Linked DNA regions of Homo sapiens: region 2 is linked to region 1. A link is a contact called in ENCODE Hi-C data. All regions are on one chromosome and are shown on one strand. Each heading gives the region's core, a stretch centred on a gene start or an enhancer-like site at or near the end of the contact. The rest is flanking DNA. Distances are from core to core; before and after follow the strand shown.

Evidence for each region. Hi-C counts contacts between places; a loop is a spot of excess contacts on that map. Pooled maps may share reads with other maps.
Region 2: a loop to region 1 is called in a map of naive thymus-derived CD4-positive, alpha-beta T cell, with 17 times the contacts of the local background. The contact joins the promoter of AKAP10 here to the promoter of PIGL in region 1. A Hi-C loop is called at or near these places in 1 of 168 maps with a recorded cell type or tissue (naive thymus-derived CD4-positive, alpha-beta T cell), 1 of 37 single-sample maps with no recorded cell type and 8 of 50 pooled maps.

What each region holds. Positions count from the first base shown.
Region 1 is chr17:16,215,390-16,221,548 of GRCh38, forward strand. PIGL (phosphatidylinositol glycan anchor biosynthesis class L) reads left to right here and starts at 1,821. Exons shown (of 7, transcript NM_004278.4): 1 at 1,821-2,072. The coding sequence starts at 1,838. NCOR1 (nuclear receptor corepressor 1) reads right to left here and starts at 145. Exons shown (of 46, transcript NM_006311.4): 1 at 1-145. RefSeq lists a silencer at 1-80 and enhancers at 1-773, 351-410, 1,597-1,846.
Region 2 is chr17:19,975,508-19,981,885 of GRCh38, forward strand. It overlaps AKAP10 (A-kinase anchoring protein 10), which reads right to left and starts at 2,321. Exons shown (of 15, transcript NM_007202.4): 1 at 2,085-2,321. The coding sequence starts at 2,172. RefSeq lists a silencer at 2,029-2,218 and an enhancer at 2,691-3,404.

The DNA of each region.
Region 1 (6,159 bases), core at 571-3,070:
GTGCGCCCCGGCCTGAGGAGTGGGACGCGGCCACGGCGCGCGGCCCTACACCGGGACCTCGTTCGGCGCGGCGAGTCGGACGCTCACTCCAGCCGCCGCCGCCGCCGCGGCTGCTGCTTCGCCACCTTGGCCGCCATCTTGACTCAACCCCTCTCCCTCCCCCCAGCCCGCGGAGCCGCGGCTAAGGCGGCTCCAGCGCCGGCTCCTCCTCCTTCCGGAGAGTTGGGAGACCAACTCCCTCCGCTGGCCGGGCGCCTCTCCTACCTCGGCGGAGCTTCCCGGGTCGCGCTGCGCCCGGTCTCTTCATGTCTCCTCTAGGCCTGGCAGCGGCGGTCCTCTCGGACGGATACGGGGCCGAGCAGCGCCCAGCCGGATCCAGCGCTGCTGCCATCGTGCCCTGGGCTTGTGCGCCCCCCGCCTGCCCGTCTGTTCCGCGCGCCCGAGGCCTTCCTCAGGCGTGGGAAAAGGAAAAACTCCAGGCCGTGGAAGGGACCCTGCAAACCCCTCCGCGGCGTGGTGGGGCGGCGGCGGCCTCCTCTGGCCGGAGCTGCGTACAGGGAAGCCGGTCCCCTCGTGGCTGGGAGCTGGAGGGGTGCATTTCGACCTGCCCAAGATACTTTCTAGGGCTCTGGCTGGAATTCGCACCAAGCCCTCACTGAAATGCTGGGCGAGGCCGATTTGTCCACGATGTTGCTCCTTAACCTTAAGTTACTTGCAAGAGGAGCCTGTGGCCCTCGCGACTGTTAAGTGCACGCTCAGCCTCACCCTGCTGGGGAAACGACGGTTCCTCGTAACCGCACGCATACGTTCCTTTAGAAAAGCCAGGCCCGACCGGACGCAGTGGGTCACGCTTGTAATCCCAGCACTTAGGGAGGCCGAGGCGGGCCATCACTTAAGGTCAGGAGTTCGAGACCAGCCTGACGAACATGGAGAAACCCCGTCACTACTAAAAATACAAAAATTAAGCGGGCGTGGTGGCGCGCGCCAGTAATCCCAGCTACTGGGGAGACCGAAGTGGGAGAATTGCTTGAACGCGGGAGGCTGAGGTAGCAGCGAACCTAGGTCGCGCCACTGCACTCCAGCCTGGGCGACGGAGCCAGACCGTTTCAAAAAAAAAAAAGAAAGGGCCGGGCGCGGTGGCTCAGGCCTGTAATCCCAGCACTTTGGGAGGCCGAGGCGAGCGGATCACGAAGTCAGGAGTTCGAGACCAGCCTAGTTAACATGGTGAAACCCCCTCTCTACTAAAAATACAAAAATTAGCTGGGCGTGGTGGCGCGCGCCTATAGTCCCAGCTACTCGGGAGGCTGAGGCAGAAGAGTCGCTTGAACCCGGGAGACAGAGGTTGCAGTGAGCCGAGATCGCTCCACTGCACTCCAGCCTGGGCGACAGAGCCTCTCAAAAAAAAAAAAAAAGGTAAAGAAAGCCATCCAAAAGTGAGAAGGAATAACAAAGTTGGTGTAACTGGCTATTTTGGAAAACTGTCATACGGATAACGGGCTGTCTAACCCTATAATTACGAGAAAGGCCCGAGTTTTAAGAAATGAATTCGAAAATGAAGAGGAAGGAACTCTTCCTATAAGTGGGAGCTTATATATAAGACGCTTCCTTTTAAACCGATTGTACAGTGTGGTAGGACTAGGGTAGGAAACTGGACGGCATGGAGACTTCTGTGTTAAAACACAAGAGAACCCTTAACGTTAAAACCTCAAGCTTCCGGAGCATGTCGGCGGGAGGGACTTAACAGCGGAACCCAACATTCCCCGGTGAAGTTTTCCAGCCGGAGTCAGGGTCAGAGGCAGCCTTTCCTACTGCGCAGGCTCAGTGCTGCTTACCCATCATGGAAGCAATGTGGCTCCTGTGTGTGGCGTTGGCGGTCTTGGCATGGGGCTTCCTCTGGGTTTGGGACTCCTCAGAACGAATGAAGAGTCGGGAGCAGGGAGGACGGCTGGGAGCCGAAAGCCGGACCCTGCTGGTCATAGCGCACCCTGACGATGAAGCCATGTTTTTTGCTCCCACAGTGCTAGGCTTGGCCCGCCTAAGGCACTGGGTGTACCTGCTTTGCTTCTCTGCAGGTAGGAGGCCATAGGAGGGGCGATGGGAGCCGGGGCTTTGAAAGGGATTTAAGTGCTAACCGATCTCAGTCGCCTTCTTCTCGAAGTTTTCCGTAGGGAGCTAAGTGAATACACCGAAGGTCTTACCTCTGAACCCCTCACAGCCTAGGGACAGGAGCGGCCGGCTTACCTGGTGGGTTGGGGGACGTCGGCAGCTCGCGTACTACGCCAGCAGGATTGAGGAGCAGAGAAACAGTTGCAGTTGGTTGTATTCAGTACCTGCATTTCCGTTGGGAACTCCACCTGTACTTGTTATTCTGTGGAACTTTTTTTTATTTGTAGAAGGAGCAAGAATATTGACCTTACTATATAGCACACGAAACAATCTATGCTGTATCGTGCCTGCTCAATCCTTAAAGTTAACTTCTAATGATAGTAAAAGACCTTCCTGCTGCCTTTAAAATGCAGCTTGTGCTAGTAACATGCATGTGTCAAATTGAAGAATTAGACATAGATGACTAGATAGAAAGTAATTTTGTAGGTAATTTTAGAGTTCAACTCCACCCAGCTTTCAGTGAAGGAACCTTTCAAATAATAGATTTTTGCTTACCATAGAGAAAAGATCAAATGACAAAGCAAATATTGACCATTAAGCTGGAATATGGTGATAATTGAACAGTTGTATAAATGAAGTAATTGAATTGTACACATACAATGGGTGAATTTTATGGCATGTCAAAGTATACCTCAATAAAGCTATTTTTTTAAATTGCCCATGACCTCTTTTCCCATTTGTTTGTGTGTCTTTCCAATTCTTTTTCTATACAGCTTCTTCACAGAAATCACATTTTATAAAATTTTATATCGTTTTTACTCGACATTACTTTTTCATTTATTTACCAAATACTTATTAAACATTTATGTGCTAGGCCTTATTCTATGCCCTAGGGATACAAAAGTGGAAAGCTAGATAAGAGCAGTGTCCTCATGAAACTTTAAACATCTACCTATATTAATTAGATCTAAATGTATAGCCTGTTAAATGGCTTCATCGGGATAAACCTTAATCATCCCTTATTGTTTGTACATTCAGAGGGTTTTTTCCTAGTTTATTGCAAAGAGCAGAGAACATCTTTATGTATTTTATATTATTTCATGAGTATTAATTTTTAAAATTGGCTGTTTTTAGGCTTTGCATTGCAAAACACATTCCCAAAAACAAAATGCCAACTTACTCTTTTTTTTTTTTTTTTTTTCTGAGATAGTCTCGCTCTGTTGCCCAGGCTGGAGTGCCGTGGCGTGATCTCGGCTCACTGCAACCTCCACCACCCGGGTTCAAGTGATTCTCCTGCGTCAGCCTGCCAAGTAGCTGGGTTTACAAGCGCATGCCACCACACCTGGCTAATTTTTGTATTTTTAGTAGAGATGAGGTTTCACCATGTTAGCCAGGCTGGTCTCAAACTCCTGACCTCTAGTGATCCACCTGCCTTGGCCTCCCAAAGTGCTTGGGATTACAAGTGTGAGCCACCATGCCTGGCCTACCTATTTACATTCTTACTGGCACTAATGAGAGTATCTGTCTTAATATACTACTTTCTGTAGCATTGACTGACATTTTTTATAAATTTTTTTTTTTTTTTTTTTGAGACGGAGTCTTGCTCTATCGCCTAGGCTGGAGTGCAGTGGCGCAATCTCGGCTCACTGTAAGTTCTGCCTCCTGGGTTCACGCCCTTCTTTCTGGGACTACAGGCGCCCGCCCGCCACCATGCCCAGCTAATTTTTTTATTTGTTTTTAGTTTTTAGTAGAGACGGGGTTTCACTGTGTTAGCCAGGATGGTCTTGATCTCCTGAACTTTTGATCTGCCCGCCTCAGCCTCCCAAAGTGCTGGGATTACAGGCGTAAGCCACCACACCTGGCCATTTTTTATAAATTTCTTAATTTGTTTAGTATCTTCTCCCCCAAAAACCTTTGTTACCAGTAAAAGTAAACCATTTTACATATTTATTAAGAATTGGAGCCCAAGCACTTTTCTTCTAAAATTTATGCTCTGTTAAGAATATTAATTGCAAATAGTTACAAGTAATGCCACCATTTTTTCTTAGCTTCTAGGTTTGGTGGGGGGTTTTTTGTTTAGTTTTCTTTTTGAGATGGAGTCTCACTCTGTCACCCAGGCTGGAGTGCAGGGGCGCAATCTCAGTTCACTGCAACCTACGCCTCCTGAGTTTAAGCAATTCTCTTACCTCAGCCTCTCGAGTAGCTGGGACTACAGTGTGCACCACATGTTGGGCTAATTTTTGTATTTTTGGTAGAGCTGAGGTTTTGCTGGGATAGCCAGGCTAGTCTCGAACTCCTGACAAGTGATCCACCCACCTCGGCCTCCCAAAGTGCTGGGATTACAGGTGTGAGCCACCACACCCGGCTGGCCAGCTTTTAGTTGTATTTGTATTTTATATTACAACTATAGGAGTCAAATTATAAGCAAATTTGTTACAAGGTCTTCAAAAGAAGCCTGGATTTTATTTGCAAAACATTATAGGTATAGCTGTTTAATAAACTTACCCTTATTTTCAATAGGTTCATAAAAATTTGGGACCAGAATTGAAAATTTTTTCAAATAAAAAATATAGGCCGGGCATGGTGGCTCATGCCTGTAATCCGAGCACTTTGGGAGGCCGAGGCGGGCAGATCATGAGGTCAAGAGATCAAAACCATCTTGGCCAACATGTTGAAACCCCGTCTCTCCTACAAATACAAAAATTAGCTGGCTGTGGTGGTCCACGCCTGTAGTCCCAGCTACTCGGGAGGCTGAGGCAGGAGAATCACTTGAACCCAGGAGGCGGAGGTTACAGTGAGCTGAGATCGCGCCACTGCACTCCAGCCTGGCAACAGAGGGAGACTCCGTCTCAAAAAATATATATAGAGAGAGAGAGCATGCACTTGGCACTCAATGTTTTTATTGTATTTCATTATTTCCTCTGAATCCATTTTGTTTTTTATTGTATGTTATTTATTCTTTATTTGTGTTTTTTTAAATTGTTATTTTTTTTTTTTTTTTTTTTTTTTTTGAGGCAGAGTCTCACCCTGTCTCTCAGGCTAGAGTGCAGTGGTTCGATCTTGGCTCACTGCAACATCTGCCTCCCAGGTTCAAGCGATTTTCCTGCCTCAGCCTCTGGAGTAGCGGGATTACAGGCATTCACCGCCACGCCCAGCCAATTTTGTATTTTTAGTAGAGACGGGCTTTCTCCATGTTGGTCAGGCTGGTCTCAAAACTCCCGACCTCAGGTGATCCGCCCACCTTGGCCTCCCAAAGTGCTGGGATTACAGGCGTGAGCCACCGCGCCCAGCCACGCCAGGCTAATGTTTGTATTTTCAGTAGAGACAGGGTTTCACCATGGCGGCCAAACTGGTCTCGAACTCCTGACCTCAGGTGATCCACCTGGCCCGGCCTCCCAAAGTGCTGGGATTACATGCATGAGCCACTGAGCATGGCCTGTTTGTTTATTTTATAAAAATGGGGTCTTGTTCTGTCTAGAGCCTTTCCCCTCTAGACTGCACTGTCAGCTCTCATATCAGGTGACAGAGCAAGACCCTGTCTTTATAAAATAAACCAAACATGAATAACATACAAGAAAAAACAAAATGATAAGTTGGATTCAGAGGAAATAATGAAAGACAATAAAAACATTGAGTGCCAAGTGCATGCTCTGTATTTTTTATTTGAAAAAATTTTCAATTCTGGTCCCAAATTTTTATGAACCTATTGAAAATAAGGATGAATTTATTAAAGAGCTGTACCTGTAATATTTTGCAAATAAAATCCAGGCTTCTCTTGAAAATCTTGAAACAAACTTGCTTAATTTGACTCCTATAGTTGCAATATAAAATATAAATAAAACTAAAAGCTGACTGGATCACAGCTCCCTACAGCCTCCAAGTCTTGGGCTCAAGTGATCCTCCCGCCTCAGCCTACCAATAGTTGAGACTATAGGCGTGTGCCAGCACACCCAACTTTTTTTTTTTTTTTTTTTGAGACGGAGTCTCACTGTCGCCCGGGCTGGAGTGCAATGGCGCAATCTTGGGTCACTGCAACCTCTGCCTCCTGGATTC
Region 2 (6,378 bases), core at 1,071-3,570, 3.8 Mb after region 1:
CTCTAAGTTTCAAGGTCACCTGCTGAGTCCTCTAACATCTAACCAAAATGCATTTCTCCTCTTAATCTTTCATAACACTTTACTCAACTTGTAAGTATACACCTATACACACACACTTACATGGAGCGAAAGGGAGAAGAGAGAAGATTTGTTTGCTTATTTATTATCTGTCTACCCCAGTAGACAATAAGCTCCATGGGTGCAGGGACATTCTCTGGTTCACTACTCAATCGTGAGGGCCTAGCACAGCACCTGGCAGACTCTGGACACTCAAAAGGTATTTGTTGAATAGAGACAACAGTCTCTTGTGCAATATGCAGTTTGCCTCATTATTCTTAGAATGTTTTCCCCCCTTAAAAAAACAAAAGTTAACCACTTCAATACCAATAAATTAGAGAGCTATTAGGTATACCCCTGCCTTACCAATAAAGCTTCCTCCTACTATTTTACCGGTTTCATTCATTAAGCACTTTCATGCATTCATCACCTGGCATCAGTTACCAAAACCGTGTACCCACTTAAGAAGAAGTATTTAAAGTCATTCAGAGTTCAATGGGCCTTTGGGAATCATCTAATTCTCAGCTGACAGAAGACAGAAAAGTAGGTTAACTGGTCTGCCCCTGTTACAGTTAGCAGCAGAGCTGTCATATGAAACCAAGTTCGATTTTGTTTAGTGCTTTTTCCAAAACCCATTTCTGGCTGGCCGCGGTGGCTCATGCCTGTAATCCTGGCACTTTGGGAGGCCGAGGTGGGAGGCCCACTTGAGGTCAGGGGTTCAAGACCAGCCTAACATGGTGAAGCCCCGTTTCTACTAAAAATACAAAAATTAGCCGGGCATGGTGGGGCATGGGTAATCCCAGCTACTTGGGAGGCTGAGGCAGGAGAATCGATTAAACCTGGGAGACAGAGGTTGCAGTGAGCCGAGACTGAGATCGCGCCATTGCACTCGAGCCTGGGCAACAAGAGCGAAACTCCGTCTCAAAACAAAAAAAGAAAACAAAACCCATTTCTGTCTGGTACTTTTTTTTTGAGACGGAGTTTCGCTCTTTTTGCCCAGGCTGGAGTGCAATGGTGCTATCTCGGCTCACCGCAACCTCCGCCTCCCAGGTTCAAGCGATTCTCCTGCTTCAGCCTCCCAAGTAGCTGGCATTACAGGCATGCGCCACCACCCTGGCTAATTTTGTATTTTTAGTAGACACGGGGTTTCTCCATGTTGGTCAGGCTGGTCTTGAACTCCCGATCTCAGGTGATCCACCCGCCAAGCCTCCCAAAGTGCTGGGATTACAGGCGTGAGCCACCGCGCCCGGCCTCTGTCTGGTACATTTTATCTGAAGCAACAGGAATTGACAGGAAAAATCACTGCTGTCCACAGACCCATACTTGCTCACTTCGGATATGTATTTTTAATGAAGTGCAACAACGTTACCCAGAATCAAAATTAAGCTGTTTCTACGTAAACATTGGGCAGGTAATACAACTGGAAATCAAAAATGTAAGTAGTTCGTTTGTAAGTTAGGGTTCCAGTAGTTAGCAAACTTGCCAAAGTCATCAAAAGTAGTGGTCTTCCTGTTGGGGAACTTTAGCAATAAGTAATTTTATTTTAGTAACAGCAGTAACTACCCCTCCCCCCAAAGAGGAAATTGGAAGACAGCACTGGGTGAAGAAAACAATTTTTTCACGTGTTGCTTTTAGACATAAAACCCTCAACATTTGGAAACTTCAGACTTCCATAATAAGGTTCTAAAGAGATTTCCTTGATCTTGATCCACGGTCCTCAAAGAAACACAAAAAAACTAACCCCCACCTAAGAACTGTTCTTAACCAAACAGGCAGGAACTTCTATGGGCTTTAGCAATCGCTTCTGAACCAGCGCGACAATACTCCTCTGACCTCGCGCAAGAAGGCCACCTTCTCCCTCCCAGAAGAGTCCCGGAGCAGAGCAAGGCACTCAGGGGGCATCTGCGCCGAGGTCGAGGCTCGCTGAAGGCCTTGCTGCCGCCTTGGGGAAAGCCCTCGCAGGCCCACCTGCCCCACCGCCGCCCCTGAGGCCCGGCCTGACTCCCCGCCGGCGCCCCCTCAGCTACCTTTCCGCCGGAAGAAGGACATGGCGGGGCCCGGGTCGGGACGGAGGGTGCGGGGGGACTGGCGCGGGGAGGGCCCGGCTCCCCTCATTCAGCAACCGGCCCGGACTTCCGGGTCCAGAGGGGCCGCTGCACTAGCGCGAAAAGGGACCCTTCTTCCGGGAGTGGGCCCCACCGCCTCCTCGGGATGCCCAGGCAGCTCCAGCCGCCATATTATCAACAAGCCGCCCGCCCGGAGTTCCGGTCCTTCCCCGCGCTAGGCTTCACGGGAGGTCAAGCGCCGGCCCCGCCCCTTTTCCCCATCCCCCTCCCGCGGGTGCAGGGGCGCACGCCCGCATCGCCCACGTGACCCGCGCGTGCTACCCGCGCCTCTTTCCCGGGCCCTGGGTGCCTGGAGCGAGCCACCGTTCCTGCAGCTGTTTTGTGGCGTCTGTCGCCGGCCCCCGGTGGAGCGCTGCAGACCCAGTCTCTGCAAAACTAACTCCCTGGGGCGGGAGCCCTCCCAGCAGCTGGAACGGGGCGGGCCTTAGGTCCCCGGCTTCCGGCCCCTGGGTACCCTTCAAATTGTGCCCTTCTAAAAGGCAGGGTCAACCCTGCCACGCTCCAGCTCGACCCCTCCTGCTCCTCCGTTTGAGTTTTGCTCACAGGCGCTGGCCGGCACGAGCAGCTTCACCCTGCACCCCAGTCCCTGCTTCCTCAGGAGAACCCGCCACGGCCTGCGGGTTCGAGGCGATGCAGAACCCTGATTAGGAAAAGGCACAACCTGCCGCATGCGGAACCAGCAGCTCCCTGGATCATTAGCGAATGAAAAGGGGAAGCGGGCTTATTTCGGAGTGCAGTCCCTGCGAATGCTCAACTTTGTAAGGGACTGCAACATAAAAGCCTCGCCAGTATTTAAAAGCTAGCTCCAGTGAATCATCCTTGCTCAAATGCCATTTTCCTGTGAATCTTCTGACCCTCTACTCCCAAAGCAAAATCAATCAAGCCTCCCTGTCTTTGGTGCTTCTTAACACCCGGCGAGTGCGCTCAGCGGCTGAGGTTGTAACTGCTCCCTGGGGTTGGGGTTGGGGAGGGCAGGAAGGTAATAGTAACTCAATAAATGTTCGCTGGGGTTTTTAAACCAATGAAGTTTATCATGTGACGGATGGGGAAACAGGCCCAGAAGAGACAACTAGCCCAAGATTGTTCAGAATGTTAGAAATACCAAAATTGTTAGAAATAGATAATCGGTGCCACGAAGAAAAGTCAGCACGGAGACAAAAGATCTCCAGCAAGGCAATCTTTACTTTCTGCAGAAAGGGTGCTCAATCGCAGATGGAACGATGTCGAGAGCACACCTGAACAAAGGAAAAGCAAACATATTTATCCCTTACGCATTTGGGTCGTCCTCACTGCTATGTCCTGCATCCATTGGCTGGAGCGGGACCTCACACTCTTAAACTGATAGCCGATTTGCTAATAGCCTAAAACTTTCTAAATAGGTAAGTGCAAGGAAGAACGAAGAAGGAGAGGAAGTTGCTTACCGAAAGGTTTAAGGAAGCAATAACATTTCCAAATAAGGAAGGGGCATAGGCTGTGAACTGGAACGTGCCTGTGAGCATGTCCAACAGTTACATAGGATAGGGCTTAACAAAGAGTTATTAGCACAAAGCAAGGAGGCTTGAAGAAAGTTAGTCTTTAAAATAAACTATTACTTCTAACACTTATGATGTATTCTTTAACAAGAAGGGGAACTTTGAAGAGGAAACTTTTTACTTTCTACAAGAATGTCCAAGTTTAAGACTATAACTAGAACCCGAAATAGGCAAATCCCTTAACCTGCTCTAATAATAATATGGTCTTTTCACTATATTGTTAGAGCAGGTTAAAAGATTTACTTATTTCATTTCTGGCCAGATGCAGTGGCTTATGCCTGTAATCCCAACACTTTGAGAGGCTGAGGCAGTCAGATCACCTGAGGTCAGGAGTTAGACCAGCCTGGCCAAGATGGCGAAACCCCGTCTCTACTAAAAATACAAAAATTAACTGGGCGTCGTGGCATGCCTGTAGTCCCAGCTAATCAGGAGGCTGAGGCAGGAGAATCTCGAACACGGGAGGTGGAGGTTGCAGTGAGCCAAGATCGCGCCACTGCACTCCAGCCTGGGCGAGAGGAAGACTCCTTAAAAAAAAAAAAAAAAAAGATGTGCCTATTTCGTTTCAGAGCATGGCATGTTTGCAAGTGCATGAAAGGTAACCAAAACTGACATGGAAATTTACTATGCGACGGTACTGTGCTAAACCCTCCAGATGAGTAATAGTCCTTGGAGTCAGTCCTGGTATCTGGAAAACTAGGCACTGAAAAATAAAGTCAACTGCTCAAGGTCACACGCTAACTAGGGATGAAGCCTGGATTTCAAGGTGAAGCCTTTCTCCAGTTAAGGACAGCGCGTCCAGGCGCACTGGACGGAAGCAGCGCTGGCAGAGGCTCCGGACGTCCGGAGTGAGCTGGCGCCGAATGGACGCGGTCTGGCCGCTTCCTCCTGGCCTCGGCCGGGCCTGCACCGGGAGGCTGAGCGGCGCCCCACCAGGGATCCGAGATGCCCTCGGGAGCCAATCTGTGTTCTTGGCGGACCACACCCCGCTGTCTGTAGCCAATAAAACCTTGGATCGTGCATCCCACCCCCACCAAAGGGAGATTGGCTGAAGCCAAGGACCCGGGCGCGGTCTACGTGGGATTTCTCTGCAGGCTGAGGGGACAAGTGGCTGTGTCTACCAGGGGCCCAAGTACAGGGCATCAGCAAGAAAGCGCAGCGCCCTTCTCCTGTTCCCTTCCAGCGTGCAGAACCTCGCAGGGGCTATTTTGTATGTGTTGTGTGGTTAGTTGGATGGGGCGGGAGGGACGTAGGGGAGGGGAGAGTGCGAGAAATCCCCTGAATGTCTCTGGCACGGGAGCAGATCCCACAGAGTTGGAGGCGGAGGACTCTAAGTTCCTCTAAATCTCCTCTAAGCCTTCCTCATTCTCTCCAGCTAAGCAGTCTGTGCAGAAGCAGTGCCTCACCTCGACTTCCAGTGTGATTTGCTGCCTTTGAGCCCTGCCCACCAGAAATTCTGAAGTCGCCGTAATCCCCGACAGCTGCATACACCTCAGTCATGATAATGGCCGTCATTATTTATGAAGTACTTATTATGCGCCCTCCTTGTATTAAGTGCTTTACAATTACTAGCTCACTTAATCCATAATTCCTGCCCTTCCCCGAAAAGAGACCCTGTGAGATGGCTGCCATCGCAACCCCCAATTTACAGATGTGGCCCTGAGGATCGGGGTAACTTATGTAGGATCATGAGGCTGTTAAGAGGTAGAGACAGGATTTCAATCGCTGTCAATCAGACTCCAAAGCCATTTGCTTATACCACTTTCTCCTATCTTTCTCTCCACCCACACATTTATCCAGGGTCCCAAAATGGGATGTCTGTCGGGCAGGTATATGGGGGTGAATGATATCTGGCAGTACATATTCTTCGGGTACCTTCTGAATCATCACCCATTAAAATGTTTATATGCTTAGGGAAGCTTGCTGCTAAGAGTATTGTCATTTAATCTTTTGAAATTTGATGATCCACATATGAGTAAAGTTAAAAGAAGAATTTAAAAATAACAAGAATATTACATTAGGCTGAATACGCAGCTGTGGCAAACTAATACCCTGCATTGTATTTCTGAATTAACTTCATAAAGTCATTTTAGTTTACATGTAAGATAAAATTAATTTTTATCAGGAGTTCCTTTAATTATGCTCCTAATTTTTGGGAACCGTCACAGTGTTGTTTTGTTTTATGTGTTTTTTTTCTTTTTTTTTTTTAGACGGAGTTTCGCTCTTGTTGCCCAGGCTGGAGTGCAATGGCGCGATATCGGCTCACTGCAACCTCCACCTCCCGGGTTCAAGTGATTCTCCTGCCACAGCCTCCCGAAGAGCTGGGATTACAGGCATGCACCACCACGACCGGCTAATTTTGTATTTTTAGTAAAGATGGGGTTTCACCATGTTGGTCAGGCTGGTCTTGAACTCCTGACCTCAGGTGATCCGCCTGCCTCAGCCTCCCAAAGTGCTGGGATTATAGGCGGGAGCCACCATGCCCGGCCTCGTCACAGTCTTTTTATACCAGTTGTATTAATTACAACAAATCAGTGAGGTAAAATCAGTAAGTTAATTATCACAAATCCAGTGAATGGTTTAATCTAACATTGTTTAAAAATCAATGAATAGTATTCTACAACAAACATTCTAACAAATATAGTTTATCAAACATTCATAACTTT